Linked DNA regions of Homo sapiens: all the other regions are linked to region 1. The links are chromatin loops, found by intact Hi-C in ENCODE. Cell type or tissue: heart right ventricle. All regions are shown on one strand. Each heading gives the region's core, and the rest is flanking DNA. Links, peaks and the distances in the headings are about the cores only. Region 1 overlaps PDZRN3 (PDZ domain containing ring finger 3). Region 2 overlaps LINC02005 (long intergenic non-protein coding RNA 2005). Region 3 overlaps LINC02005 (long intergenic non-protein coding RNA 2005).

Evidence for each region. A loop is a pair of places that touch in the nucleus more often than their neighbours do. Peaks named below come from ENCODE experiments on the same cell type or tissue, not always from the same donor. Only the 100,000 strongest peaks of a DNase experiment are listed, where the experiment ranks them.
Region 2: a loop joins it to region 1, with 8 times the contacts of the local background. A loop is called at or near these places in 77 of 110 quality-filtered maps.
Region 3: it touches region 1 in a loop (5-fold over the local background); 75 of 110 quality-filtered maps call a loop at or near these places.

Annotation. Positions count from the first base shown.
Region 1 is chr3:73,503,781-73,514,378 of GRCh38, reverse strand. The region is part of intron 3 of PDZRN3 (PDZ domain containing ring finger 3); the gene reads left to right. Among named protein-coding and RNA genes, the nearest start is that of PDZRN3-AS1, 110 kb to the left of the region's middle. In heart right ventricle, for the core only: CTCF peaks have their summits at 5,612 and 5,811 (motif pointing left); no DNase peak of the experiment used is centred there; H3K27ac peaks cover 5,162 bases.
Region 2 is chr3:73,842,404-73,853,001 of GRCh38, reverse strand. The region is part of intron 2 of LINC02005 (long intergenic non-protein coding RNA 2005); the gene reads right to left. Among named protein-coding and RNA genes, the nearest start is that of LINC02005, 38 kb to the right of the region's middle. In heart right ventricle, for the core only: a CTCF peak has its summit at 4,648 (motif pointing right); no DNase peak of the experiment used is centred there.
Region 3 is chr3:73,826,666-73,837,263 of GRCh38, reverse strand. All of the region lies in intron 2 of LINC02005 (long intergenic non-protein coding RNA 2005), which reads right to left. Among named protein-coding and RNA genes, the nearest start is that of LINC02005, 23 kb to the right of the region's middle. In heart right ventricle, for the core only: no CTCF peak of the experiment used is centred there; no DNase peak of the experiment used is centred there; H3K27ac peaks cover 1,486 bases.

The DNA of each region.
Region 1 (10,598 bases), core at 1,718-9,717:
TATTTTATTGTTACACACATGCACAGATTACACATTATAGTCCATTTGCGTAATTCATCCATCTGCCTCAGACCTGCCTTAACCCTGAAGAGTAGTTTAGGGTCATCTCACATGTTTAACAGCATCAATTCCAACTTGAACTAAGTAGAATAAACAGATCCCAGACCTCCTACCTTAGAGACCCAGCTTTTCAATCTTTTTTCTATCTTCCTTTCAACATGATCAAAGCAGCATTCCCTAATCCTGAAGACAACACAAGTACTTCTAAGTATCCTTTGTTTGTCTTGCTTATCCCAACCAAGGGTAATTTTACATTTGCATTACTAATCACCTTCCTAAAATGCATTGTTCCTAAAATTAGATTAAATGTCTCTAAATGGTTTTATTTTGTTTGACAGTGGCAGCCTGACCCTTAAATATCCTATCTGTGAATGTACCAACTAGAAGGACATAGAAACCTTGTATATAGAAACAAATAAGATTCTTCTATTTTGTCATCTCTGAAGTATAATTTCATCAATGCACTTAAATTTTGTGGGTGTCTCTTTTCGGGTGCAATAAAAATTCATCCAAGAACAACAAACTAAGCTATTACCAATTACCATTCAACTGTGGGTCAGAATATTTTAGTCTAGTGGGAGAGTAATATTTCTTTGGTTGGTTCAGTAAAGGTTCAAAAGTCTGAGAAAATTGAATGAGCTTTATGCTTAGGTCTTAGTTCTGGACCTCCATGTTAAATTCTTGGTTTGAGGCAGGGAAAGATGAAAACTTACTTGCAGTGTAGTTAGTGTAGAGAGAGAAAACAGTGGCTGTAGTTAGGAACAAGTGAATGTTAACAAGTTTGCTTCTCAGGGGCATTGGTTAAACAACTTCTTAACTGGCCAGGGTCCAGCACGTTAATCATTAACCTAGGGCTGAGCATCTGCTGCCTGATGTATCCAGAATTAGTTTATCATTACCTCTAACGACCATCTTTTATGGTTCCGAAGAGCCTCTATGCAGTCTCTTATCACCGCCATGCCTAATCTTCATTTACCGGGAGCAGTGTGCTGATGTTTCTTAGTTAGACCAGAGTAAGAAGTTTATGGTCAGTTGATGAATTTTTAATTATAACTGTTTAAAAAGAAGACGATGACTATGAACAGCAGCTCACTCGTAGCAATCTTTGGACAGTACTTCGAAGTGACCCACTTTCCCATTTAACTCTTGGGAAGCCTGGGTTGCCCTGTTTTCGACTTTGGAGGTCCGTGGGCTAGATTCAGAGTGCCCTGGCAGGCTGGCTTGGGTTTGAGGCTGTGGCTGCAGCCTCCGCAACACCCTATCTCAGCACCTGGGAACTGGCCCTTGGTACCCGATTCTTTCTTCTTTGTGTGTGTGTGTAAATCATTTTCATTTTTTCTAATGATCAAAGTATACATTAAAATAAATGAAAGCAATACAAGTCCATGTGTATGGTAGAAAATCTGGACAATACTAAAAATGTACAGAAATGGCTTTTAAAGATTAATTTTCAACCTATAAACTAAGCTACTTTTCATTTTAGTGTCTTTTTAAAAACAGCTTTTAAAAACATTTTAAAGGGCTCATCATGTTCAAGAATGAGGGAATGTTTGGCTACAAGGCCTTCAGTATGACTCTATCCTATAGCTGGAGGTTTAATAATCAATTATATTAAAGCTTTTCTAAGCCTCCAGAAGGGTTTGTCTGGGTCTTATTTACTATAACAGGCAAGTTAAAGAAACTTGAGTTTAATTTATATTTCAGTTCACTTTTTTTAGACAACAAGTGCAATTTGGGCTTTATTTATGGAAGGAGAGAGTTGTCCTTCTCCCCGGAAAAAAAAAAGAAAAAAAACAACTAAAATTCCCATATGACGCTATTAAATGCCTGCCATTGGGTTTTATGTTTCCAGGATATTGTCCACATAAATATATGCAATGTTAAAAGAATGTGGATGCCTAGTAGCGTGTACGTTTTAGCCTTCTGAACCAAGGGTTTATGAAACTGGTTGAAGAGTGTTTTATTGAAACAAGACAAATATTTATGAACAATTTAGAATCATCTGTTTTGAAATGTAAAGTGCGTTCCTAGTGGTGCACAGAGTTCCAGGTGTTTCCTGTCTGAATTTGGAACGGTTCGCTGCTGTGATGGGCTTACAAAGTTGTGCTCTCCTAGCTTTTAATCAGAACTGAAGAATCACGCAGCTTCCCTGCTAATGCCAGAGCAACTGAAAGCACTCACAGGAACACACTTGATTAAATGAGTAGAAAGCCTTCTTGAGACACCTAGGTGTGTGTATGCTGAGCTGTTACATTTGTCATGGAATTAACAACAATAACAAACTTGCTTACCAAAGGAGCGCGTTAACTTCTGCAAGTGTATAAGTGTATAGGCTCTGCTGCTTAAACACATTCGTACCAATCAGAAGTTTACTTTCTGGTCTCTCTGGCTTCTGTGTTGTCACCATCCCTGGTTTCTGTGAAATGGAAATATTGTGTATTCGCCCAGACGGTTGGAAGCCGTTCATGTAAATATGGGCCGTTGTGATTTAACTGTCAGCCTGAAAGGCCCTACTTCCAAGGGCTCCTTTTAAACCAAGCACAATGAGGTGTCTGTTTTAGATGCGGCCGCCAGTCCTTGGTTGCAAATACATGGATTTGTTAGCCGTTTGCCAGCAGAACTGCTTTTTACAACATGCCCCGCTTTGTCTGCTGGCGTGGTGGACGGTACTTTAGGGCAGTGAGAAATGCTGCCATTATCTGCCTCCATCCCCAGATCTGTTCCCCTCATTGGCTCCGGGTTGGGATTGTAGGGGGAGGCGTGCAGCAAATCATCTTCTCTAGGAGCAGTCAGAAAATAAGAAGGGAAAAGCTTGCCCCACAAAGAATGTCCAAATGCACAAGCAAAACCACATGTGAAATCCCACCACGTTCACCCCCTGGAAACCCAGCTCTAGAGGATGCAGACGGGGGGCCCAGCCGACACCCAGGGCTGGAGTAGAGGCGTTTTATAAAGGATGATCTTTTTTCTAGCATGGACAACAAAGGGCTAAGAGAGTCGTCCCGCTTCCTGCTTGGGCCTTTCTGTTTTTGGGTTGGCGGGAGCCTTCTTCAGTAGACTTCACTTTCCCTGATGGTGAGAGTGTCAGAGACCACGATGGGTTACAGGCTTGCTTAATTGTTTTTTACTGGGGGTAAGAGAGGGGTGAAAAATAGAGAAAAGCATGAAAGAGAAATGAAGTCACCATATTTCTGCCATAAAAAAGTAGCCACTGGTAACATTTTGCCGCCTCTGCCTTCAGTGTTTTGTTTTCTCCCTTTGTATATGTTAAAAGCGATATCTGAATATTTTTCCTTCATATTTTCATGTCAGAACTGTAGAGTATTTCAGTGGTCCCCCCAGCCACGGTTTCTCTGTCCAAGGTTTCAGCTGCTTGTGGTCAACCATGGTCTGAAAATAGATGAGTATAGTACCTATCATAAGGTATTTTGAGAAAGAGACCACATGCATATATAACTTTTATTACAGTATATTGTTTTAATTGGTCTATTTTATTGTTAATCTCTTACTGTGCCTGATCTATAAATTAAACTTTATCATATGTATTTATGTATAGGGAAAAAATGTTTGTAGGGTTAGGTACCATCTGTGGTTTCAGGCATGCATTTGGGCCCTGGGCAATATATCCCTAGAGGATAAGGGGGAGATGACTATGCATATATAATTAAAGCTGTCCTTGGATCTACCTCCTTGACTCCAAGCTCCAAACCAGCCTCCTCCCCACTGCAGGAGTCGATCTCTATGAATGTTATGTTTTCTTTCCTTCTGTATTTTGTGCTTATGTGGTCTTTTAAATTTCCTTCTGACTCAGGCCTCTTCACTGGCATAGAGCACATGCTTTATTTATTCCCCTATAACTGGATATTTAGACTGCAGCTTTTTTGCTTTTCCAAGCAATGGTGCTGCGAGCCTTCATAGACCTTTTTCCTTGTGCGTGTATATGTGCTAGTGTTTCTTCTCGGGTAGAGATCTAGAAATGGAGCCACCAGTTTCCAGGCAAGACCAGACGTAAAAGGTTGTACATAAGGAGCACTAGTTTTACATACCCATGAACTATATTTATTACGGTCGTGCTTGAGTTCTGGCTGAAGAATTACGTGACACAAAAATGGACAGAGTTAGCTACAGGAGGCAGAAAGCGTGCAGTAGGGATCCTGTTGAATCCTCAAGCTAAGTAGTTTACCAAGCTGGTTGCAAATCTATTTGGTATTTTCCTGATTATCAAAATACTTGCCACTGATAGGAAACATTTGTTTGAGGGCCTCTCCTCCTCCACCCCCAACCTCCAGTGTACGACAGATGAATCAGTCATGGTAGAAGAAACAAATGGCTTTCTGTTGTTACTGCTTCTTTAAAGATAATCCGTTGTTTTCAAAACATTTGCAACGATTGCTTTCAAGGAAAGGGTGGCTGGAGGCCTCAGCCCCTGATTTCCCCAGGTGGAAACATTTGCAGTGGGTTTTCAGGGAAGTCACAGAGAAGAGCCGCCCGCCCGTGCCAGGATTCAAGGCAGGAAGTTGTCTGTTTGGTATTTACTCAGGCGTCTTTGGGCAAGAATTGATTATTCAATCAGAGTTGAAAGTTACTGCTAGGAGTTGCTTAGGCAGTAAGAGAAGAGGCTGTTTTCCTTGGAAAGGCCTAAAAGCCTGAATCTCCAATTTAAAATTAAATTTTGCTGTGACTTTCCTGCAGGATCTCAGGTGAGAGATACTTCTTGCCCTCCAAGACTGAAAGCCTAGTTTGTCAGTACGTTAGTTGAGTACTGAGGGAACGCCCCTTTGAGCCATAGCACTGGGAGATCCAGAAGGGACATGAGCCACCATCTCTTTCAATGACCTTGTTTTTATAGAAGAGGAAACTGAGCCAGGGGAGATGAAATGATCAGCCTAGTGCCCACATGTTGGAGAAATTACAGGACAAACAGACAGAGGTCCAATTTCTGCACCTAAAGGGCTGAGACCGCATGGGTCTGCGTCCTCCTGGGTCCGCCCTTTCCTGTGCCTGTTGCATGGTAGATGCTTAGTGAGCGTGTTGCCCTGAGACCATCCCATCTCCAGATGGCTGGTTTCCAATGTGATTATGAGGGCAAAGTCACTTCCTCACGGGGGGCTTGGAAAGTAAAAAAGGAAAAGTCAAAACACATAAGAAATGGAAATAACAGAGTAAGCCTGTGTGTTTTAAAAACTACTATTTATATCTTGCCTCCTTCCACAAAGGATTTAAGGCAGCTTAGGAGAGTTAAACACCAACACCAGAGCCCTCACTACACAGTAAGTAACTAATTGCCACGTGAGGCTTACAGATAAATGCTGAGAGCCTGGGTGGGGGAAATTGTCTTTGCTGCTGCAGAGACGTTTTAGGCCTGTCTGGATAAACCATAGGCATAATATATAAATAGAACCTCAAAGGGACACTAGGGGCTCTGTTGCCAGAGGTTTATTTTTCTTTTTTGGTTTTTGTATGAGAGGGCCTTGGTTATGGCTAGGGAAGTGGACAGGGGAGAGAAAAAATATTTATTTTCCAATGTATCAATTTTGTGTGCCATACCCTGCCTTTTCACATATCTCTTTCAGAAAGTTCTCCACGTTTACATTTCTGGAGAAGTTAAAATGAAAGACCCTGTTTACATTTATAGTTAAAATTAAAAACAGGATTTACCTGGGAGCTAATACCCTCCAGTGACTTAAGGTTGGAAATTAAGGCTTCCTGGCTTATCTTTCTTAAGGATAGAAAACTGTTCACTCCTAAATCGCCCCCTAGTGGTCCCTTAAGTCACTGATAGTCTCCTGCCCGAGGAGCTGCACGGCAGGTCCCAGTTGGAGGCACCATCATCTGTTGCATTGCTCCAAGGTGAAATTGGCCATCACGATGACAGAATTCTGCAAGGAGAAACTTCGGTTGACTTTTCTTCTTTCACTCCCAGGGTTTTCCTTTATGTCTTCACTGCTGTTTCCAGATTTCTGAAGAACAGTGCAGGACTGAGTTTATGCACGAAGCTCTGAGGACCAAAGGTGGAGGGAGGTCTTCCTTGAAAATTACTTTGCTGAGGCCTTGCTCCTTGTTCAAGGCAACACTATGGGAGGGGTTGTATGGTGGTGGCTGCTGCTCAGCAAGGGTGTCCAGCATGTGCCGGGGAAGAGAGGTTTTTTGAAGTACATTTCTAGTCGATAGCCAAGCCTATTGTGAAGAGTGGGAACAGGGCTGGTAATAGCTGCATCTCTTTTTTTTTTGAGACCGTCTCAGTCACCCAGGCTGGAGTGCAATGGCACAATCTCGGCTCATTGCAACCTTCACCTCCTGAGTTCAAGCCATTCTCATGTGCCTCAGCCTCCCAAGTAGCTGGGTTTACAGGCACGTGCCACCATGCCTGGCTAATTTTTGTATTTTTAGTAGAAACGGGGTTTTACCATGTTGGCCAGGCTGGTCTGGAACTCCTGGCCTCAAATGATCGCCCACCTCGTCCTCCCAAAGTGCTGGGATTACAGGCGTGAGCCACTGCGCCCGGCCAGCTGCATCTCAGAATTTTTGTTAGCGAGTCTGACTTACAATTGCCAATACCTGAGAGTTCCTTTAGTATGCAGTTTTAGATCTCCACTAAGGCTTCATTTAAATACATCTTTTCTTTGCCAAGTGTTCAGCTGCCAGTAGTGATTTCTCATATGGCTGATTCTAATTAGACCTGACATTGTCAAACTCCATAACTTCTCCAAGTTACAGAAGTGATACAGTTTCATTTCTAAAAGCACTGGAAAGCTCAGAGTGAGAAGTAACCTGTCATCTCACAATACAGAAAAATACCTATGCCTTACGTGTGCTTCATGAGGGGGTGGTAGAAAATGAGAATGAAATGGCCGGGCACGGTGGCTCACGCCTGTAATCCCAGCACTTTGGGAGGCCAAGGCGGGCGGATCACCTGAGGTCAGGAGTTGAGACCAGCCTGGCCAACATGGTGAAACCCCATCTCTACTAAAAATACAAAAATTATCCAGGCATATGGTGGCAGGTGCCTGTAATCCCAGCTACTCGGGAGGCTGAGGGAGGAGAATCACTTGAACTCGGGAAGCAGAGGTTGCTGTGAACTGAGATCTCACCATTGCACTCCAGCTTGGGGGACAAGAGCGAGACTTCGTCTCAAAAAAAAAAATGAGAATGAAATCTATGCTTATATGTGTGCATAAATGTTTTTAAAAAGAGATCATTTTCTGAGTGTATTGTTGCCTACTTTTACTTTGCAGTGTTCCACAAACAATATTTTGTCATTAGGTAGTTTTTCAGCCTCAGGGCTTTTAATGGCTATGTAGTATTCAACCTATGCCTGTGCTGGCTGTGATGCAATTTACCTCACCTATTACTATGGTTATTTTTACCATTAAAAACAATGCTGGGTTGAAGTTTTTTTTGTTTTTTTGTTTTTTTTTTTTTTGAGACATGGTCACCTGGGCTGCTGGAGTACAGTGGCACAGTCATAGCTGATTGCATCCTCAACCTGGGCTCAAGCCATCCTCCTGCGTCAACCTCCCTAAGTACTGGGGTTACAGGCATGAGCCACCGTGCCTGAAGATAATTATATGTAAATCCTTCCATTAACTTATGTTTTCCTTAAGAAAAATTTCTAGAATTGGAATATTTGTGTCATCATTTTAGATATCTCTCCAGAAAAGTTGTGACTATTGCTTTCCCACAGATCATATTCGAGTAAGTCTTTTCCCTGCCCCTTCCATAATACAGGGTTATTTTCAACTTTGGCCATGTTGTTGAGTAAAAAGTGGCACTAGATTATTTGAGTAGCTGATTGTTATCTAGTTGGATTGAATTTTATTTTCTTTTTCATTAGCCAATTGTATTTCTTCTTTGGTGCAGTTGCTTATGTTCCCTGTTACTGGGCTGGGCTGTTTATCTTTTTTCTTATTGATGTAGAAAAGCTTTATTTGTATTAAAGATGTCAACCTTTTCATCTTTGTTGTACACATTTATTCCCTGAATATGGTTTGCCTTTTCCTGAGACTGGGAGATGCCAATCATTAATTATATGATCAGAAAACTGTTATCCTGCCCAGGCCCGACTTCAGAAACGGACGTTGCAAGATCAACCTGACCAGCCCTGGGGCCTGTGCTCTCTCAGCCCTGAGGTACCACCTGCACCCTGTTATTCTGCTTATGTTGATATTCAGACTTGAAATTGTTCTGAGGATATCTTGTGTATTTTATCTCAGTGCAGAGATAATGAGTTTCACATGGATGGAGGGGATCACAGTGGACACCATTTCCTTTATTTTTTTTCTACCTGCTCTCTACCTGCCCGTACCTGAGTTCCATGGTTTGTGGCTGTGTTGATTCATGGGAGTCTTAGGGGGGATACTTGTCATATTTAAATGAGTTCACTTGACCATCCAAAAGATGGTTGAGTGCCTCCTCTGTGCTTATTACAGAGGGATTGGTTGGAAAGTCGGTTGGGGGTCTCTAATCCAGCGCAATTTTATTTTTTGCCTCAAATTTTTAAATAGAGCTTATTTTTCCTCACACTGACTTTATGTGCTGTTTTTTTTTAAAAAAACAAGAGGACATATCAAATCACCTATAAACTGATGCAGTTTGAATATGTGTGCTCTTCTGATACCCAGTAAGTTTCTGATGATGAAAATAAATGACCTTTAATAAACAAGTTACTTAGTAATATGTATATTAAACAAATAGTAATTCGTATTGTAAGGTTCCAAGCTTCGAAGGCTTGACAAATTCAATAGAATATCATCCACAAGGTAGACAATTTGAAAAATCCTGATTTTCTGATAGGTCTACTGGTTTGTTAAATAAAATGTTTTTTTTAATTTGAATAACCAATTGATGTTTTGCAATTTTTGTTTGGGAGAGGTATTTTTGCATTATTATTTCTACCCAGTGTATTTGTAGTCTGATTCTGCTAAAACAATAACAAAAATCTTGATGGAGTAAAGATAGTTGGGTGAATTAAATTCTATGACTTTTAATTCTGTGCCTTGAATCCTGAAGCAAAGTCTATCTTTAAGGACTGGGGTTTTCTCAAAGGGCTCAATCAGAGGGTAATTTCATATCAGAAGTGCTCCCAAATGATTATTCGTGGGTAACCAGTTACATAAAATGTCATCGTGTATAAAAGTATAGTTTAGTTCTTAATTAAAAAGCAAAATCTTTGCCTTCAGCTTCGTAATCTCATACTCTCAAATTCCAAGCCACCTCCCATGGGTGTCACACTATCTTAGACTAGGAACGGGATTTGGCTATAAATAAAAAACTAGATAGAATATCATTTCCAAAGAGCCAAGGGCACTTGCTGGAGTTGCTACAGAGACTATCCTTTTCCTATCACAAGCACATTCATATGAAAACATTGTTGTTTTGCTTTTTCCATACTTACTTGGAGAGAATTTCCCAGGAAGCCTTTTTGTGTATTTCCCCACAGGTCAATCAATTATGTTGTTAATTAATATAATGAAAAATTAGATCATATACATGCACTTAAATGATACTAACGCAGTTATCTTTATATATACAAGCTAGTGACTTATGTGGGTATAAGACCTCCTTAATAAAAAGTGGTATACTTTGGAGATGGGAAAGTGGCTTGTGGTTGCAGGGAGGTGTTAAGTCACAGCATTATTTCACTTCTTGAAAATGAAGCCCTCAGAAAATGGAGTCATTACAAAATATGTCAGATCTGTAATCACCAACCAAATGATTTGTCAGAAGCAGCCCAGGTTAATAATGGCTGTCCAAGAAAGAGTGTTCAGATGCATGTCAGGGCCGAATTGAGTCCACTGGTGTGGCTGAGATGAGGAGTCCAGAAAAATAACATTCTCTGTTTGGAACCAGGAAGGTTGTCATGGAGATGAAAATCTTCCTGGTCCCATAAAAACCCTGCTTGTCATCTGACTTGAGCCCCGTATTTGCACAGGTGGTTCTCCTGAGAAGGGCTGAGTAAAAACAAATCTATTCTTCCTGAATGGCGCCTTTATGTGTCCAAGAGAATATGTTTCCTTTCTTCAGTCCCTCAATTAATGACCCATTATCAGCTAATTAAATCATGTAAATTTTATGTGAGTTCATTTGTTACACCACATGCTAACTAAGTCTATTCCTGTGTGTTTAACCATATAACTGTTTTAATTGTGAGAATGAGGTACATCAGGTGGGCATCTGGAGAGAATAATAAAGTACTCAAGAAAAGCAGACACACATACACAGCAGTGTAATATTAATTTCTGTTTATAAAGAAGGCAGAAATATGAATAAGTGAATGTCTAGCACATGCCCTGTGACTTCGGGATACTGTGTTCAACTCTATTCTCTACAGAAAAGGAGTCACATGGCTGGGTTTCTGTTTCGCTGAGTTACGTTTCAGATGCAGAAGTCGACTGCATGATACAAAAACACATCTGTTTAGGCTCTCCCCCTCCCCACTCTTGCTTTCTTTCCTATGTGTCAGAGAGCAGAACTTGATCTTTGTATACATTTTGTATAAAAGCCTTAATTCTAGGTTTAATTTCAGTTTGTGATACCTT
Region 2 (10,598 bases), core at 951-8,950, 340 kb before region 1:
CCACATGGGTAACTAAGTTGTGGGCTTTCAATCCCTGACCATGGAAAAATCATTAAGAATATGCCTTCAGTTTAAAAACGTGAACTATTATTCTGCCCCCCTTCAAAGAACTTTGTGCTCTGAAATGAAGGGATATGTACAAATTCTGGCCAATTAGTCTGTGGCTTATTTAAGAACAGGAAGAGGACAAGGTGTGGCAAGGACTCAGGAAAGGAGGCAACCAAAAGAAAAAGTATTTCATTATATTTATGCTAATTCTTCATGCTTTACGTCTTCATAAACATGGGAAATTTGTGTGGAGAATGATAGCTCTTTCATGGGAAATGAGAACTTGCTGGTATTAACTGGCATAATTACAAACTGGCATGGGGAATCTGTGCATTATACTGTTTAAAAAAATGCATTATCCACAAAGAATGACCAGAGGTCTGTTCAAAAGACATATGGTCAATTTCTAAGACTTGAATCCTCTGGCTTTTAAGATGATGCTGGGTTGAAATGCACGTTCTTGAATTAGGAGTTCTCATGGACCACAGTTATACAGGATTCATGATTTTTTTTTTTAAAGATGGCTTTTGAAATGTGACTGGGATCAGATGAAAAACACCCTATAACAGCTTTTTCTTTTTCTTTTTTCTTTCTTTCTTTTTTTTTTTTTAGAGACATGGTCTCACTCTGTCACCCAGGCTGGAGTCCAGTGGCATGATCTTGGTGCTCACTGCAGCCTTAAGCCTCCTAGGCTCAAGTGATTCTCCCATCTCAGCCTCTAGAATAGTTGGGAGTACAGGCATTCGCCACCATTCCCGAATAATTTTTGTCTCACTTTGTTGCCCAGGCTGGCCTTGAACTCCTGGGCTCAAGCAATCCTCCCACCTTGGCCTCCAAAAGTGCCTGCAGGTGTGAGCCACCACACATGGCCCCAAAACACCCAATAACCGGTTTCCTTTGGTCAGAACTGCTAAATTTATTTGGTAAAGGGTTCTTCTTGTCTCTAGCTCTACCTGGCCATTTCACGAAGCTCAATGAATACATCAGGAGTACAAACTACAAATTAGGTAGTGCATGTTTCAGATAAAGGTTGAAAGAGATAAGAACAGATAAGACACATCATGGGACCAAACCAAAGAAAACACACCTTTGGGCTGGGTCTAGCCCACAGGCCACTAGCTTGAAACTGATAGACAAATAAGCTCTAAAGTCCTTTTCAGTCCAAAAATTGTATGGTTTTATTTTTAGCAAGAAAACTCATTGCTGCTAGGCATATTTTTAAAATGCGGTTATTTCCCTTATTGTGTCATTTCCCTGCTCAAAAGTCTACAGTCTACAGTTGTTCCCTACTGTCCCTCAAATTAAATCCAAGCTTCTAAAAATGCAGAGCTCTACAATCTGGTCCAAGCCTCCCTTTCCCCCCTAATTTCACAGCATCTTCTGACATTCATTCTAGCTTTCAGCCCCAGAGGATTTCACGTTGCCTCAACCAAAACATCACCTTCCTATCATACTTCCCTTCCCTATCATACTTCCCCTCCTGGAGTCTTTCTTTGCCCAATCACTATCTCAAAGCAGACTGCTCTCTCCTACCCTGTCTTGTCCAAAGCCCATCATGCTCCATTCTCAAATGTCTTCCTTTTCAAGTCCTTCCTAATTCCCCCAGAGAGATGACTATTATCCTTAACACTTGAATACACCTCTGGCCACAATCTACCTGACAGGGTGAAATAGATAAGATTTTAGTCCTGGGCATCAGCTTTACCATTAGCTAGCTCTTAACTCAGGGCAATTTATTTAACCTGTTAAACCTCAGCTCCCTCACCTCGTTAATGAGCATGTCACCCAGGTTTGAGCTGTAACCCTTGTTCTCAGCAGGTGACTGCTTAATCTCTCCATCAGTTGTGCTTAGTTCACAAGTTGGTTTCTATAAGAAATCTAGTTATACCATGCAGTGTAGAAGCTCATGCTTTTAAGTAAACACCTCTTTTACTTAAACAAGTATTTATATCATCTTCAAATTCTTCCCTCTACCTCTCCCACCCCACCTCCTCAGCACTTTAACCACTCCCCCAGTTCTGATTTTTTTCTCTCTTGGTCTCTTCAGACATCGTAGATGTATCCACTTTGATTATGCAGAAAATTTCACTCTGTCTGTGATCCTACATTCATGCTTACAATCCTGAAGTCATCTTCCATTTTCATAAAACAAGGAAATTCTTGGCTTCTTAGAAAGTGCCGGAATTGCAGTGCTATTTACAATAGCAAAGGCATGCAATCAACCTAAATGTCCATCAATGATGTACTGAATAAAGAAAATGTGGTACATATATACCATGGAATACCATGCAGCCATAAAAAAAGAATAAGGTCATGTCCTTTGCAGGGACATAGATGGAGCTGGAGGTCAATATCCTCAGAAGACTAACACAGGAAAAGAAAACCAAATACCACATGTTCTCACTTATAAGTGGAAGCTAAATGATGAGAACTCACGAACACACTGAGGGTAACAACACACACTGGGGCCTTTTGGAGGGTGAAGGGTGGGAGGAGGGAGAGGATCAGGAAAAATAACTAGACTTAATACCTGGGTGGTGAAATAATCTGTACAACAAACCCCCATGACACAAGTTTACCTATGTAACAAACCTGCACGTGAACCCCCAAACTTAAAAGTTAAAAAAAAAAGTAATGGAGATATTAACAATTTTTTGCTACTAACAATAGTAGTACCCATCTTATGGTATTGTCATACAGAGATGTAATCCATATTTATGTGTTTAGCATAGATCCAGCGCATAGTTAAGTGCTCAAATCTTAGGATACTGTGATTACAGTTCATCTTGTTTTGTCTTATAAGATTATAGACACGTTAAGGGGAAGACCCTTATTTTATTCATCTTTCAATAAATAGCACAAAATTCTGTTCTCTGCCTTGGCTCCACATCAGTCACCTAGAGACTTTGAGCAAACGCTCAGGTCCCCATTCCACATCAGGCACATCAGAATGCCTCAAGTGGGGGCCTGCGTATCAGTGTTTTCCAGGTAACTTTACTGTGCACCCTGGCTTGCAACAACCATTTAACCTATTACCTTACATGCAGCAATAATAACTGCTACTGCAGGTCTCACTCTTCTTACAGGATAAGCATTATCCTAAGCGCTTTTTTGCCTGGATTACCTCATGACAGTAGTTGCTAAAGATCCCCAGGTAATTCCAATATACAGCCGAGTTTGAGAACCGGTTCCTTATTAAACTCTCACTACCGCCTCTTGCAGTAGAGTGTGTTGTTATCCACGTCTTACAGTGAAAACTGAGGTTTAGGGAGCTTAAGCAATGTGCTGGAGTCCTTCAGACAGCAAGTCAAGGGTGAAGATGAAATTCTGACTTCATTCACAGGTCTCCAGGCTTTCTTAGGAGGAAACAAGTAAGTGTTGCTAGGTTGAGTTCTCTTGCCCTTAGCCTCACAGCAGTTGTTGCTAAGTGGGAGAAATGTTCTTGTGATGCTCCATTTTCTTTTCCCTGTCACAACCCAGGTCATGTTTTTCACTAGCTGTTCATATTGGTACTGCATTTCTACCCTCTCCATGATGCTTCTTAGCCAAAGAGATTTAAAAGCCCTGATATGTTATTTTGTACCATAAAACAAATCCTGAGATCTTGGCATACTTAAAGGAGGACATGCCTTGATTTCAAATCCATATTTGCAAATAAGAATATTCTCCCATCCTGTGCATTAAGATATTTGGTAATAATAATGACCTACTTTTGTTATACTGCTTTATAGATTTTAAATGAGGTAAGGTGGAATAATGTCTCTTGAACTCTAAAAGGTTTGCAGTTTGGGTTCTAGCTATGCGTGTGAGTAAAATTTTAGTTACCTAAGAGATTTAGCTTAATCTCATAAATGATTTTAATGTAAGAGAAAGTAGAAAACAATCTAAGCCAACATTTCCCTTAAAGTCTTGATAGAAAAAAACCATAATTCTCTAGCTGGAAGAAAGAAGTAGCCAAGTCATAGTGTTGCCAACACATAAAGTATATGTTTACCCAAATGAAATATTTTTGATTTGCTAATTTATGAAGCTGTGCAGTTGGGCTAGGCTTTTCTCACTGGTTCCTCCTTCTCCCTACACTACTGTAAGCATGCAGGATTCACCTTATCCCCCATTCACCTGCTCTATAGAAGCCCCCACTTCCAACATCCAGATCAATGGTTCTCAAGCTTTAGGATACATCAGAACCACCTGGCCAGCCTATTAAACCACAGCGTTCTGGACCCCACCCCCAGAGCTTTTGATTTGCAATTCTAGGAGGTCCAACTATTTGCATTTCTAAAAAGGTCCCAGGCATTGCTACTGATCCAGGAATAACACTTTGAAAACCATTAAGTTATATGATCAAATGATCTATTAAAAGCTGAAAAATTTGTGCTTTTTCTGAAATTTCAATAATCAGGAGCATGAGGGTAAAGCATGAATATCTTTTCATGTCTAAAGAAGCACTTTGACTAACAGGTGCTGACAATAATATATTAACAAAGCAACAAGTATTTATTGAGCCCTGCTACAGTCTAAGTAGATGCCCCTGCGTCTACTTAACATTGGCAAAAGCAACGAGGTATTGTGAGAATTGTAGCAGCCCTGGTTACCTGTAGGTGGCAGAATATTCTAGCATAAATGACTTTTTAAATTTTTCTCGTAAAATGATTGATAACTTTCAGAAAGATTTACCAAAATCACTGTTATTTTTAAAAAGAGAAGGAAACATTTTAAAGTATAATGGATATAATATTCTATACAAGAAAAGGAATGTTATAATTTGCATCATGTATTTGGTAGGTATTGAAAAAGCAATATTTAATAGTGCTTATGAAAAATAAGTATTAAACACTATATGCAAAGCTATGTATTAAGTGTTTTACATGAGTTCTGTGGCTTAATGCTCGTGGCAAGCCTATAATGTTAATATTCCGGTTAAATAAAAAAGAAATCTAAGGCTCAAAATTCTACTCATTCTTCAAGTCCTGTTACATGTAGGCTTTTAGTTGTTTCATAAAGCTTTTGCTTAACATCCCTTTATAGGAAGCAATCTCGTGCCTTCTTCCTCCTCTCCATCTCTCATAGTAGTTTTCATATTGTTTGTTGGATTACTGGTGTTCGTGTAATCATCATATTCCTCCTTTGCAAGAATGTTGTAAGAATTAAAATTTTAAATGAGGCAATGTATATAAAAGTAATTTGTAAACACACACACATACAAATTATTATAAACATATTCTGTTTAGTGAGTTGAATGGTGGACCTTGTAAAAGAAAATCTCAGAACCCCAAAAGGAAAAAAAAAACTAAGCTGAAAGCTGAGTCCTGCAAGAAACTGCCTTTCCTTTTGTTCCTAAGCAGATAGTTACAGACGAAAGGTAAGATATCTCCACAGCGAGCTGCTCTAGGTTCACTTTATCTTTATGTAAAGTGATGATTTACTGAACATGAGTCAAATACACGATTGACTATTCTGCTCCTTTTCTCTTACAACATGTAGATTCAGTAATATGACCATACCCTCCCCCTTTCCCCTCCAGCCTGCTTTTCCCCTTTAAATATTGAAGCCCTCAAAATCATCTTTGGAAAAAGGAACGGACCACAGACTGCTTCTGTGATTGTGTATTTCTTTTTTTTTCTGGGCATGTTCTTAACCTTGGCAAAATAAACCTCTAAATGATTGAGATCTGACTCAGATACTTTTGGGTTTAAACCCCAAAAATGGTATGTTCACATCCTAATCTCCAGAACCTGTTAATGCAACCTTATTTGGAAAATGAATCTTTGCAGACGTAATTAAATTAAGGATCTCAAGATTAGATCATCCTGGATTATCCCAGCAGGTGCTAAATCCAATGACAAGTGTCATTAAGAAGACATACAGAGAAGACAATCACAGAGAGAAGAGAAGGCAATTTTAAAACACAGGCAGAGACTGGAGTTAGGCAGCCAAACACTGAGGAAAGTCTGGAGCTATCGAAAACTGGAAGTGGCCAGGCACAGCGGCTCATGTCTGTAATCCCAGCACTTTGGGAGGCCGACGTGGGAGGATCACTTGAGATCAGGAGTTCAAGACCAGACTGGCCAACATGGCGAAACCCCAACTCTACTAAAATTACAAAAATTAGCCTGGTGTGGTGGTACTCACATGTAGTCCCAGCTACTCGGGAGGCTGAAGCAGGAGAATAGCTTAAACCTGGGAGGTGGAGGCTGCAGTAAGCCAAGATCATATCACTGTACTCCAGCCTGGGTGACAGAGCAAGACTCCATTTCAAAAAAAAAAAAGAAAAGAAAAAGAAACTGGAAGAGGCAAGGAATGATTCTCCTCTAAAGCCTTGAGAGAGAGTATGGCCCTGCTGACACCTTGACTTTTGGACTTCTGGCCACAAAACTTTGAGATAATTAATTTCTGTTCTTGTAAGTCACACAGTTCATGGCAATTTGTTACAGCAGCCCTAGGGAATCAATCCACACTGTAATAATAAAAGCTAAGATTTATGGAGCTCTCAGTACATGCGTGCCAACCCAACACATAAGTTTGTTCAATCCACATAACCAATCTATTAGTTGAGTCCTCTTAGAATCCATATTCTATAAACCAAGAAACTGAGGTCTAGAAAGGTTAGGTAACTTGCCCCAGGTCACACAACTACTAAAGGGCAGTTAAGAGACTCCAACTGCAATTGCCCTGACTCTAAACATCCGTCCAGCCACTACCTTTAAAACCTTTTGGTGTACTATAGGAAATAAAAGGTGAAGAGACATTCCTCCTTTGTTTAATGAGTAGGTTCATAACTTTTTAATGAAGGAGGATTTAACAAATTCAGAAGGAATGTTTTCTTAGTAACATTGTCTTAATGGCACAGTCATTAAGATTGTTAGGAAGAAATTTTGTTTTAGGTCTATTAGCAAGATAACATTGGAGCACAGAAATTGTCAAACCGAACACAGTCCCCACGATGTGGAGAAGAAAAATCAGAATCTCCATGGGGAGGTGATGCAATTATAGTTTGAAGGAGCATATTCAAAGTTACAATTTTATATTTCTTAGGTGAAAAGAGTTACTTTTCTTTTTAATATTTGTTTATTAGATAGGGTCTTGCTATGTTGACCAGGCTGGTCTCAAACTCCTGACCTCAAGCAAAACTTTCATCTCAGCCTCCCAAAGTTCTAGGATTACAGGTGTGAGCCACCTTGCCCTGCCAATTTTTTTAACTTAAGGAATTTTCTTCTGGAGTCTTCCTTTAATTTCATGTTCCTCAAAGTGTAGCCATTACTTGTTTGTTTGTTTTTTCAATTTAAGAGATAAGGTCTTGCTATGTTGTCCAGACTGGTCTCGAACTCCTGGCCTCAAGCAATCCTCTAGCTTCAGCTTCCCAAAGTGCTAGGATTGCAGGCGAGAGCCACCATGCCAAGCTAGTGAAGCCATTTTACTCCAAGTGCCTACTTCACCTAAGTGCTTGGTTTGTTGTTCTTGTTGTTTTTAAAAAAGAAAACTCAGGCCCAGACCTACTGAATCAGAATCTCTGCATGTGAACCTGGGTATAAGCCTTTTAACAAGCTCTGAGGTTGAGCAATAAGTTGGAGAACTCCTGCCTTCACATTGTCCACAACTATGGTGCCACCAAAGGAAGATTTCATATTACAGCAGCCCTAGGGAATCAATCCACACTGTAACAATAATAAAAGCTAAGATTTATAGAGTTCTCAGTACATGTGCACCAACCCTACACATAAGTTCATTCAATCCATATAACCAGCCTGTTAGTTGAGTCCTCTTAGAATGGAATTGGTTTTACGTCAGTCGGTGGATTTCAGATAGGGTCTTAATGCCACTAGTCACTTTCTAATCTTGGGCATCAAAACCCTGAAACTCAGTACAGTGAGTGGTGTACCATCTTTATGCTAGGAGAGTAAGGGTGGTGGATGGTAAATTTTAATGTAAAAACATAAAGCAAAAATCAGTGATACTTAAAATTACTCTTGAAAAAGGAAAATAATTTCGGTTGCCCAGCATTGAGAAATTTCTGCTTCTTCCATTGTAAATGAAGACTTCTTGCTTTTAAGGAGTGTGTGTGTGTGTGTGTGTGTGTGTGTGTGTGTGTGTGTGTTGGGAGGGAAGATAAATGCATCTTTGAATACTTAACTTGTTCTCACCCCAGTGTGATTTGTTTTTCACCCAGTGAGAGGAACAAAGTGGTGGCGATTAGGGGCAGAATAAATAACAGGTCTACCTCTTCTTCACACCAACTCCTGGACACAAGATCTTTATGTAGAACATAGAACAAATTTGGAACATCATTTTTTTTCTCCCTTATTCCTTCAGCTTCTTTCTCCCTTTCTCTTTTTGCCAAAGGACTGTCATCAAATTCACATCAGTGAAATAGATTAATGATGGGATTCCAATACATTCTCCTCCGAAAAATGGATATCTCACCTTGAGAGTGTTTTAAATTACATCCTTAGTGCAGTGTCTGGCATGTCATAAACATTCAGTAAAAGGGAGTGATCTTTTTCAAAGCTGCTCCTGCTACTGTCATTAGTGTCAGGGATGTTTGAGAATTAAACAAAATATATATCTAAGAAACCTAGACTACAGTAGATGCTTTCAAAAATAGCTAGTATAATTATTTTCATAGCATGGCCAAATACCTAGGCCTTGAAGATGCTGAAGACATCCCTGCAGATTGCCATCCTGTATATGAGAGGAACATGTCATACTGGCTACATGAAGGAATTATGAGTTTCTGTTTACATGGAGGGTTTTTTTCATCTCATATTAGAATTTCTATCAACAAAGAAGTCTTTCCTTTGAGAATAAAATACCTAGGAATGCAACTTACAAGGGATGTGAAGGACCTCTTCAAGGAGAACTACAAACCATTGCTCAATGAAATAAAAGAGGACACAAACAAATGGAAGAACATTCCATGCTCACGGATAGGAAGAATCAATATCATGAAAATGGCCATACTGCCCAAGGTAATTTATAGATTCAGTGCCATCCCCATCAAGCTACCAATGACTTACTTCACAGAACTGGAAAAAACTACTTTAAAGTTCATATGGCACCAAAAAAGAGCCCCCATTGCCAAGACAATCCTAAGCAAAAAGAACAAAGCTGGAGGCATCACGCTACCTGACTTCAAACTATATTACAAGGCTACAGTAACCAAAACAGCATGGTACTGGTACCAAAACAGAGATATAGACCAATGGAACAGAACAGAGGCCTCAGAAATAACACCGCACATCTACAACCATCTGATCTTTGACAAATCTGACAAAAACAAGCAATGGGGAAAGGATTCCCTATTTAATAAATGGTACTGGGAAAACTGGCTAGCCATATGTAGAAAGCTGAAACTGGATCCCTTCCTTACACCTTATACAAAAATTAATTCAAGATGGATTAAAGACTTAAATGTTAGACCTAAAACCATAAAAACCCTAGAAGAAAACCTAGGCAATACCATTCCGGACATAGGCATGGGCAAGGACTTCATGTCTAAAACACCAAAAGCAATGGCAACAAAAGCCAAAATAGACTAATGGGATCTAATTAAACTAAAGAGCTTCTGCACAACAAAAGAAACTACCATCAGAGTGAACAGGCAACTTACAGAATGGGAGAAAATTTTTGCAATCTACTCATCTGACAAAGCGCTAATATCCAGAATCTACAAAGAACTTAAACAAATTTACAAGAAAAAACCGCATCAAAAAGTGGGCAAAGGATATGAACAGACACTTCTCAAAAGAAGACATTTATGCAGCCAACAGACACATGAAAATAATGCTCATCATCACTGGTCATCAGAGAAATGCAAATCAAAACCACAATGAGATACCATCTCACACCAGTTAGAATGGCAATCATTAAAAAGTCAGGAAACAACAGGTGCTGGAGAGGATGTGGAGAAATAGGAACACTTTGACACTGTTGGTGGGACTGTAAACTAGTTCAACCACTGTGGAAGACAGTGTGGCAATTCCTCAAGGATCTAGAACTAGAAATACCATTTGACCCAGCGATCCCATTACTGGGTATATACCCAAAGGATTATAAATCATGCTACTATAAAGGCACATGCACATGTGTGTTTATTGCGGTGCTATTCACAATAGCAAAGACTGGGAACCAACCCAAATGTCCATCAATGATACACTGGATTAAGAAAATGTGGCACATATACACCATGGAATACTATGCAGCCATAAAAAAAGGATGAGTTCATGTCCTTTGCAGGGTCATGGATGAAGCTGGACACCGTCATTCTGAGCAAATTATCACAAGGACAGAAAACCAAACACTGCATGTTTTCACTCATAGATTGGCATTGAACATTGAGAACACTTGGACACAGGGCAGGGAACATCAAACACGGGGGACTGTCATGGGGTTGGGGGCAGGGAGAGGGATAGCATTAGGAGAAATACCTAATGTAAATGACGAGTTAATGGGTGCAGCAAACCAACATGGCACATGTATACATATGTAACAAAACTGCACGTTGTGCACAGGTATCCTAGAACTTAAAGTATAATTAGAAAAAAAAAAAAAAA
Region 3 (10,598 bases), core at 1,279-9,278, 320 kb before region 1:
CATGTTGTGTAATTTCCATGTATTTGTACAGTTTTCAAATTTCCTCATTGATTTCTAGTTTTATTGTAATCTGAAAGGGTATTTGATACAATTTTGATTTAAAAAAATATTGAGACTTGTTTATTGGCCTAACATATTGTCTGTCCTAGAGAATGTTCCATGTGCTGATGAGAAGAATATGTATTCAGCAGCTGTTGGATAAAATATTCTGTAAATATCAGTTAGATTTATTTGATCTATAGTGTAGTCTAAGTCTGATGTTTCTTTATTTTCTGTCTAGATCACTTGTCCATTGCTGAGAATAGGGTGTTGAAGTCTTCAACTATTATTATATTGTGGTATATCTCTGCCTTTAGCACTAATAATATTTGCTTTATATGTATATATGGGTGCTCCAGTGTTGGGTGCATATATATTTACAGTTATTGTATTTTCTTCCTGAACTGATTGCTTTTTCATTATATAGTGACATTTCATTATATGAATGACACTCTTTGTCTCTTTTTATATTTTTTGACTTAAAGTCTATTGTATCTGAAATAAGGATAGCTTCTCCTCACTTTTAGTTTTGATTTGCATGGAGTATCTTTTTCCAGCTCTTTACTTTTAGCCTATGAGTGTCTTTACAGGTGAAATGAGTTTCTTATAGGCAGTATATACTGGAGTATTGTTGCTATTGTTTTTAATCCTTTCAGCTAGTCTATATCATTTAATAGGGAATTTAAACTACTTAAATTCAAGGTTGTTATTGACAGGTGTAGACTTACTCCTGTCATTTTATTAACTGTTTTCTGGTTGTTTCTGGTTGTTTAAAATATCCTATTTTCCTTTCTCCCTTTCTTTCTGTTTACCTTTAGGGTTTGATGGCTTTTTGCAGTGATAAGGTTTGATTCCTCTCTCTTTCTCAGTTGTATATCTGTTTTACCAGTGAGTTTTATTCTTTTGCATGTTTTCATGATGGTAGTTATCATCCTTTTGCTTTCAGATGTAGGACTCCCCTAAGCATTTCTTGTAGGGCTGGTCTAATGGTGATGAATTCCCTCAGTTTTTGCCTATCTGGAAATGCTATTTCTATTTCAGTTTTAAAGAATAGCTTTGTTGGGTATAGTATTCTTGGCTGCCAGGGTTTTCTTTCTTGGCCTTTAAAGTTTCTGCTGAGACATCTGCTGTTAGTCAGATGGGGATTCCCTTATATATGATTTAATGCTTTTCTCTTGCTGTTTTTAAAATTCTCTTTGTCTTTGACTTTTGACAGTTTGACTCTAATGTGCCTCAAAGAGGATTCAAAGGGATTTTTGAGCTTCATAGATCTAGATGTTCAAACCTCTCCCAATACAAGAGAAGTTTTCTGCTACTATTTCATTATATAAGTTTTCTATGCATTTTCCTATCTCTTCTGCAATTCAAATGCAAATGTGAATATTTGTTCTCTTAACGCTCTCCCATAAGTCCTGTTGGCTTTCTTCAATTTTCTCTTCTTCCTCTTCTTCTTTTTCCTCTGCTTCTTCCTCTTTCTCTTCTTCTACCTCTTCCTCTTCTTCATCTGTGTTATTTCAAAAGATCCATCTTCAAGTTTAGAAATCCTTACTTCTGCCTAGTCTATTGTCAAAGCTCTATTCCATTTTAAAATATTATTAATTGAAATCTTCAGTTCCAATATTTCTGTTTAATTCTTTTTTTATAATAGGTATCTCTTTGTTGAATTTCTCATTCAGATCCTGAATGGTTTTTCTGATTTCATTGAATTGTCCATCTATATTTCACTGAGTTTCCTTAAGATCATTTTCAATTCTTTTTCCGGAATTTCATAAATTTTATTTTCTTTGGGGTTTCTTGCTAGAGAATTATTGTGTTCCCTTGGAGATGTCATGTTTCCTTGTTTTGTCATCTTTCTTGTGTGGTGTAATAGTCACTTCTTTTAATTTTATGAAGTAGCTTTCATAGGGAAATACCTTTTCCTGTATATGTGCCCTATAGCATTTGTTGGGTAGTATGCTTTGACTTTGGTTCTGGCTGGGCACAGGCGTGTAGTTTCCAACAGTATCAGACTCCAGACAAGTGGACTTCTGACCCTTTTCATATGGGTGAGATGCACAGAAGCTCTGATGCTGGGTGGGGTTGCTGGCAGCAGCAGGCCCAGGTGGGTCACTTCTTAGGCTCCTGGGTGGGGGGACATGGGCACTCAGCAGCTCCACTACTGAAGTGAGCAAGATTGTTGGTTGTGGGCCCCAGGCAAGCTGGCCCCTGGGCCCCTGGGGGTGGTATCTGGATGCTTAGTGGCAGAGTGTGTGAGGTTGTCAGTGAAGACAGGCCCCAGGCTCTTAGCTCTCAGGCCCTGGAGAGTGCATATATTGGCTCCCTCTGTCTTTGAGGTTGCCTCCCTGCTGTGCTGGACAACCCCAAGGTGCCAGGTGCTATGTGGGCTCAGGTGCCAGGTTTATGGCTGCATTGCTGAGTCCAACAGAGGTTGTGCCCCTGCAGCCTTTTGTGGGTGTAGTAGGATAATGTCAGTACTCCAGAGATGTGGAGACACAGGGGCTATTGGGCCACTGGGCAGAATGCCTTACATATATTAACCTTTTGGGTAACTCTTTTTGGTCAGCTGCCTGTTCAAGTCTTTTGCCCATTTTTCTATTAGGTCATGTAAATTTTCTCTTATTAATTTGTTGAAGTTATTATATATCTGGTTCCTAATCTTTTCTCTTAATTATGTTCTATAAATATCTTCTACTTTTTCACCCTTAAGTGGTATTTTTGGATAGACATTATTTAAATATGATTCAAATTACAATTTTTGTTTTTATAAGAACACTTTTTGTGTTCTAGACCTACTCTAGGTCAAGGAATATCGTTTTATTTTTCTAAAATTTTTATCTTTTTCTTTTTAAGTTTTATCTTTCACATTTGGACCCATAATCAATCTAGAATTGAGGCTCTTTGTATGTTTGTGTGTGCTTGGAGTGAAGTGCTGCTCAAGATTCACTATATGCTATATAGATGTCTAATTCCACACAAATTTTGTTCTAGTTACTTAGACCATTTCTCCACTGAACTATATAAATTATAACTCATTTTTCCTATCATTTTGCACAAAGGATATTTTCAAAAATTGAATCACATTTTACTTATTTTTATACTTTATATTTTGTAACCTAGATTTTATATCAGTTTGTCATAAACCTCATTAGAATATAGATCTGCATTACTACTTTTTATAACCATATAATATTCTATTGGATGGCTGTACAATAATTTATTTAATCCATCTTCTATCAATTGATATTTAAATTGGTCCAAATCATTCAGTAAAATAATCAGTGCTATCAAGGTGATCTGTGACTATATAGTTTTGCATATTTATTAAAACACTTATTTTTAATACAACCAAGAATTAGGATATCCACATTTTCAGGCTTTTAATCAGAAGCAGCTATATATACTGTGAATCTAATGAAGCTTAACCTTCAGGGTCCTTCATTTACTCAGGCTCTTTTCTCATTCCTGTGCCAAATTTCTTGTTTATAATTTTGTGTCCTTTAGCAGTGATTAAGAGTGGTCATTTTCCTCCATCTTTGCCCCATGTGGCATCATCAACTGAAGGTATCATTTACAGGGTCCATTGTGGCTTTGGGTGTGGGCTACCTTGGGCTTGTTAAGTCCACTGCTTACTTTTCCCTGCCCTTATTGTCCAAATACTAATTTGTTAATGGGAAGAAGAATTTAGCTTGCCCAGTTATACAGTGTGCCTCTCTAAAGGACTTCTGGTGACATTTTGTACTGATCTTTTCATAATAACAAAGAATGTCATCCATTTCAATCCCATTAAGAAGGAAATAGTGAGTACATGCTTGTCACTGTGTTGCAAGGAAATAACAGTATTCAGAGGTGTATGTGTGACAGTGTAAATAGCAAAACTTTAAAAAACACAATTTATTTTTCGGAATTCAAGTGATCTGAGCTTGATTTAAAATGAAAGTTAAAAGTCAAACTACCATACCATCTGCTTATGTTGCAGCTTTATGTCTTTATCCATAAATTTTCACTATAAATTTTTTCTTCTCAGGCAGATAAAAATATGAGAAAAGGAGAAATAAGGATATTGAGCCTGTTTTTGCTGAAAGGTGTGATAAATACAGTATAATCTGATCTGCTTTTCTGTTTAAATCATTAAAATTTTTATCTAATCTCAGTCACTGAGTAATCATAAGAAATGAGTGATAGAACTGCTCTCTGCCCCATTTAAAACATACACTCTAACTACCCTTCACTTAAAACTTAGGGAAAAAATAATATAAATGTTGGAAGCCCTATTAATAAAAAGGACATTGTGGGAGTCATTCACATGGAACATTAATACAAAACCTACTTGATTTATAAAGCATTCCAATTCGTGGTCTCCCTCATACTTATCAAAACTTTTATTTCCAGTTGATGGCTTTTTTTTCCTTTTAAATGCCCTTTTCCTCTTTGAGTTTATACACACCACTCTTTAACAGAACAGCTTGTTGGCCATTTGTGCAAGAAGTAAAAATGCTTTCATGAATACAAGTTACTCATTTTTTGATGTAGGGTTTGGCTTTGACCATAACTTTAGGTAATCGTTGCAGTCAACAGATGTTAGAGGGTGCCGTCCATCAGGATGAACAAACCCACGCAGTCAGATTAAGTAAAGGCATCTGGAAACAGCACAACTGAGAATAGGTTTTATGACACCTGGCAAGCAGCCTTCTTTTCTTGTAATACCTAAAAGTTTCTGAGTAAAGAGGGCATTGGCTGATAAGCTTTGTAGAAATGTCACCCAATATTAGGAGAAATGATTTCCTTTCAGAACAAAGACCAAAATGATAAAACAACTCAAATGGGGAATGATATAAATAAATAAATAAAACCCTAAGTTTTTAGGGGACCTCTTTTGAAGGTGGATTTTTTTTCTTGTCAGCTGAATATTTCCTAAATTCTGTTTTCCATTTTCATAGCCAAATCTACTTATATGGATAGCTTCACTGAACAGGCACTTTTCTGGGCTGGGGATGACATAGAAAAGAACTAGAAAGGCCCTAAATTACATCATTTCCTTCCACCATAAGAATTTTTAAAAAATATTCCTGAAAACACTGCATGTTCAATTCCATCCAAGTCCTGAGGGTTCTTGATTATTTTTAAAAGGTGTTACTGTGAGATATTTCAAACATGCTGGTAAGAACGAATAAAATTATAAGGAATACCCATGCATTCTCCAGTCAACACTGTTATTTCATTTCTTCATTAAAGAATTAGACAAAATATAACTGAGCTCCTCTTGTGAATTCCTCTCTGATTCATGTATGTTTTTACAATTTTATCATTTTATATTCATAAACATTAACTATTGTTCTGATATTTTAAAACATTATGTATAGTGTATGTTGTACTTCTATTTTGTAACTTGGTCAGATTTTTCAATGTTGAATGATTATGTAATAATCTATACTATTTATTCATCTATTAACAGACATTTAGGCTTCCAATATTTTGTTCTCACAGGTGTGTATAAGAGAGGAGATGGAATTGCTCAGATGATAGGTATGAGCATCTAAACTTCAGAAATGTTGCCAAATTGGAAATATAGCTGAGCAATAGGTTTATACCAATTTTCCTCCTTATTTCTTAGATAGTTTCTACTGTTTCTATTTGAAAGTCAGCTATTATTAGTCTTCTTATTTATCCTTTGGAAGCACCATGTCTTTTTTTCTCTGGGTGCTTTTAAGATTTTCTCTTGTCCTTTTGTTTTCAACAATTTGATGATACTAAGTCCTAGAGTGGTGGTTTTTATTTATCCGGTATAGGATTCACTGAGCTTATGAAATCTTTGAGTTGAGGTCTTTCACCAGTTTTGAAGCATTCTTTGTCATTATCTCTTTAGCCTTTTGTCTAGTCACCCAGCATCCCATGTATACTCCAGAACAAACTGTCTCATGGGGAAAACCAGCCAGATCTCCACAAATTTCCAATCCATCCGCCAGGATCAAGCACTCATAAAAGTCCTCAAATTTGTTCTTTCCTCTAGTAGAGTCACTGTGTTTGGATTAAGCCTTACCCTGTCTGCAGCCCAAATCAGCAAATATCCCAGGAGAATAAATGACTGGTCAGCTCAGGTCTGAAAGTTTTCCCTACCCCCGAATTCCAAGTTATCTGGTCTTTGTTACTTCTATAGCTCCCCAGTATCTTTAACTATACAACTTTGGTAACTTATCTAGCTTTTTCTAGTTTTTGCACTGGGAGTGTTGATCTGCTACAAGTTACATCATGCTACCTGGAAGCAAAAGCATTCACTGCATTGCCTAAAATTTGAGAGATCCAAAAGTTGGCATAAACACTTTACAACTGCCTTTGAGCTAGCTCCTGCCATCAAAACCATAAACTAATCCCGACAATTGAATATTATGAAAAAAATTAACAAACTGGGCTTTAATCAAAATTTTAAACTTTATTTTTTTAGAAGCCTCCTTAAGAAACAAGGAAAAGGTAAGCCACAGACTGGGGTAAAATATTTCCAATAACTACATCTAACAAAAGGTCCATATCTAAGATTTATATTTAATCTATAAAGAAAACTAAGAGGACAAACTCCATTTTTTTAAATGGGGAAAGGTTTTGAACAGATATACAAATGATCAATACGCATTTGAATAAGTGCTCAACGTTATTATTCATCAAGTAAAACCACAATGAGTAGCACTACAAGCTCACCAGAATGGCTAAAATTTAAAAACTGACACCTCCAAATGTTGGCCATGATATGCAGCCACTTGAACTCTTTATTATAGCTCATGGGAGTGTAAAACCATGCAAATACTTTGGAAAAAGACTGAGATGTTTCTCTCAAAAGTAAACACAAGACTGACCTAGAACCAAGCAATTCTACTCCTAAGGCATTTACCCAAGAGAAACAAAAGCCTATGTCTACACAAAACTTGTACATGAATGTTCATAAAGCTTTATCCTAATAGCCTCAAACTAGAAACGACACAAACATCATCAATAGGTGAATAAATAAATGAGATATAATCCCCTTTAAAAGAATTACATGGGCCGGGCATGGTAGCTCATGCCTGTAATCCCAGCACTTTGGGAGGCCGAGGCAGGCAGATCACGAGGTCAGGAGTTCAAGACCAGCCTGGCCAACATGGTGAAACCCCATCTCTACTAAAATACAAAAATTAGCTCAGTGTGGTGGTGCGTGCCTGTAATCCCAGCTTCTCAGGAGGCTGAGGCAGGAGAATTGCTTGAACCCGGGAGGCAGAGGTTGCAGTGAGCCAAGATTGTGCCATTGCACTGCAGCCTGGGCAACAGAATAAGACTCCGTTTCATAATAATAATAATAATAATAATTACATGTTATATTTTTGAAACATCATTAATCAAATGACATCATCACGATTTTTTCCTTTGGAGGAGTAAGGAAGAATCATTATTCATGCACTGAAATATTTTTGTTGTCGCAAATATCCATTATTCCAGATACCGTACTTGGTAATGGTTTAGATATACAATGATGAGCAGATTGGGTATGGCTACTGCCTTCACTCACAATCACATGACAAAATTTCTGAGTTTACAAAGACAAAAGTGTTTATGGACTGTTTATATTTGTGTGTTTGTTAAACAGCAGAGGGGATAGTGATTATTGATCTTGATGTAGCATCTGGAAATAAGTTTCTATTTAAGAATTTGCACTCCACTTAAGTTTGCCTAGGTGAACGTTTTATAGTTTGGGTAGAGAGATGATGGCCACTGAGAAGCTTGGAGCTTTGATGCTAATCTCTGCAGCTTCCTTTAACAAAACTTAGGGTCATTTGATCTTTTTGCGTTTTCATCCCTCCTTCTTTAAAAATAATCCCGATTTTAGGTGTGGGGTGTTAAAGGACCTTTAGCCTGATATAACCACCCACCTTGTATTTCTGACTTTAATAGCACTAGATTGCTTATAATCTGGGCAATTTCTCTGCTTATTTGGCTGCTCACTTCAGCTCACTTCAATTCCTTCTCTTCCTTAAACTGTACATATGTTTTTTTTCCTCCCCCCAGGCTTCCTTTGCTGTTTAACTGTACTTCATACATGCAGGTATCATGTCTTTATGAAGGTTTTCAAATTAAGGAGGGTACCACTCCCCTCTGCCCACCTCTACATACCTCTGTGTGCCTAACTTCATTATATCAATGGATGAAAATCCCACAGCTGAAAATAGGCACTAAAGTACGTCACAATCTGAAGCTGGTCCAACAACATGCTCTAAAGGCTTATAAGTAGTTGCCCAAAAAGTCCCTATCACAATGAAAAACTCCACCTGCTATTTCTAATTCACAAAAACTGACTACTTGAGAGGAGAAGGGAGTCAAAGTCAGATGCCAAATACTTTCCTCAGCAGTACAATCCCTTCCCATGTCCCCTTCCCAAGGACTTCATCACACTCCACCATCCAAGTGAGAAAGGTTTTGAGACATCCATGCACAGAAAGAAGGCATGTATGAAATGAGGGAGATACTGGCAATTCTTGCCCTGGTTGGATGTCTGCTTAGGCAATGGACATGGTTTCTTTCTACTCAAGGGAAAAGAAATCTGGAGAAAGAAGGCACAATCACTTAATTATCACAGTTTAAGCCACTTTACTATTAAATCGCCCAAGAGAGCTGCCTCCCAGCCAAGAGAGACACAGCTGGTGGTTGTGGGGTGGGCCACCAAGAATAGAAGCTGAGGGGGTGGAGGAGGGGGCCGAATGCAAATCTGACTCTGGGGTCAGCTGCTGCTCCCAAGTACCAGTTCTGTATCTCACGAGCTATGTGAGCTTGGGCAAAACACTTAATTTTTCTGAGTCTTAATTTTCTCATCTGTAAAAAGGGATAGTCTAAGTATTGATGTTATAGGATTTTAATGAAGCTTACACAAAATACTAGAAAAAAATATGCTTCACACAGCACTTAGCATGAAATGAAAGCATATTTAATGGTACTAAATATAATAATTGTGTTCTCTGCTTCTAAAACAGACTTTATCCCAGATCTTTATTGGAGTTGGAGTCCTGAACCTTCTTTCCCTCTCCCCTCACCCCTGGCATGCCTCATCCAACCAGTGCCCAGCTTAGTTTCAAGGTCTCGGTCCTTCTTATCCTATTGCTGCATATCTTACTGTAGTTTAATTAGCTATGTCTGCCTGTGTCCACATATCATTAAAGAGCTGAGTTTGGTAGTGCAAACATTCTTATCCTGCTTTCTAGAATACTCTGAATTGTGTGATAAGAAGGTACTCTGGAGACTTGCAACAGCCAGACATTTAGCAAATCCCAGTGCCCATATTTTGTGAAGAAAACACACACCCTGAGTGTAGCGGTGCTGCAAAACTCATAAGACAGAGCACAGTAAAAATACTAAGAGGCTGAACATACCAATGGAAAATGACTAGGCCATGTATAATAATAGAACTTTGACCTGCAATCTGCAGCAGCAGTCCAGGAAGCCAGGCTGTTCTAAGTCAGACTTGAAGGAAGCCAAATTGCTGTCTCGTTACAATCCAGGAAGCCAAACAACAACCCCTGTAGCATTTGGCCCCAAACAACAACCCCTGTAGCATTTGGCCCCAAACAACAACCCCTGTAGCATTTGGCCCCAAACAACCAGGGCTTGATTAGTACCTGACAGCTTCCCTAATTGTCGTCCCTGCTTACAACAAACCAAAGAAATCCAAATGTGCACCCCTAACCAAATAGGTAGGATGCACTACCTCTTAGCTCACCTACAGCTTCCCTGTGTCAACAGCTTCCAATCAGGGCATACTTGAAGCCTGCCCTTGCTGCCTACTATAAAGTTTTCCCACTCTTCTGCCAACCTTTCAGCCTCTGCCAAATGCGAGTGACAGTGGCTGACTCCTATACTACAGCAAGCTTTGAATAGTCTGCTTGTCCTGATTTGGTCTCTGTTTATTTCCACAATATTTAAGTACAAAATCTTATTTCAGTTTTATCTTAATGAAATTTGGCCACATATTAAGCTTTGGCTATGTGGTATCATGCATAATGGCTGGTCTCACTGTGGGGTACCACAGAGGCTTAAGCTTAACCTTTGGCATCTCGAAGGCACCCAAAAGTGAAACACAGCTGAATAAGAAATATCAAGACCCCAGAGTACCTGCCGGGAAGGAATCAAATATTTAACAAGCTCTAAAAGTGAATGAGGACTTTGCCCTATTCTAACTAGGTTAACTCTAGGAGAAGATGACCTGGCTGATCTGTAAGGTAATTAGCAAATGTCACATTAAAATTAGTTACACAGTCTGATGAACCATTGAGTCCCACTAACATCATCATAAATAGTCAACTCTTTTTCTCTATTTTTATGTTACCAATAAATCCCAAATGTATTGGGAATTACCAAACTTTCTGCAACAATTTTTATTGGCTATTTTTCCCTAATCTCTATATAACATCATTTTAAAAATAATGGAAAGTTAGGCCAATCTATTATTTAATAAATAGAGTATTTGGGCCTATTAAGAAATGTTCAACTTTGTTCAAATGATTACCTCTATTTCTTTTATTTTAAGGCCAAAAGAACTAAGCTGTTTC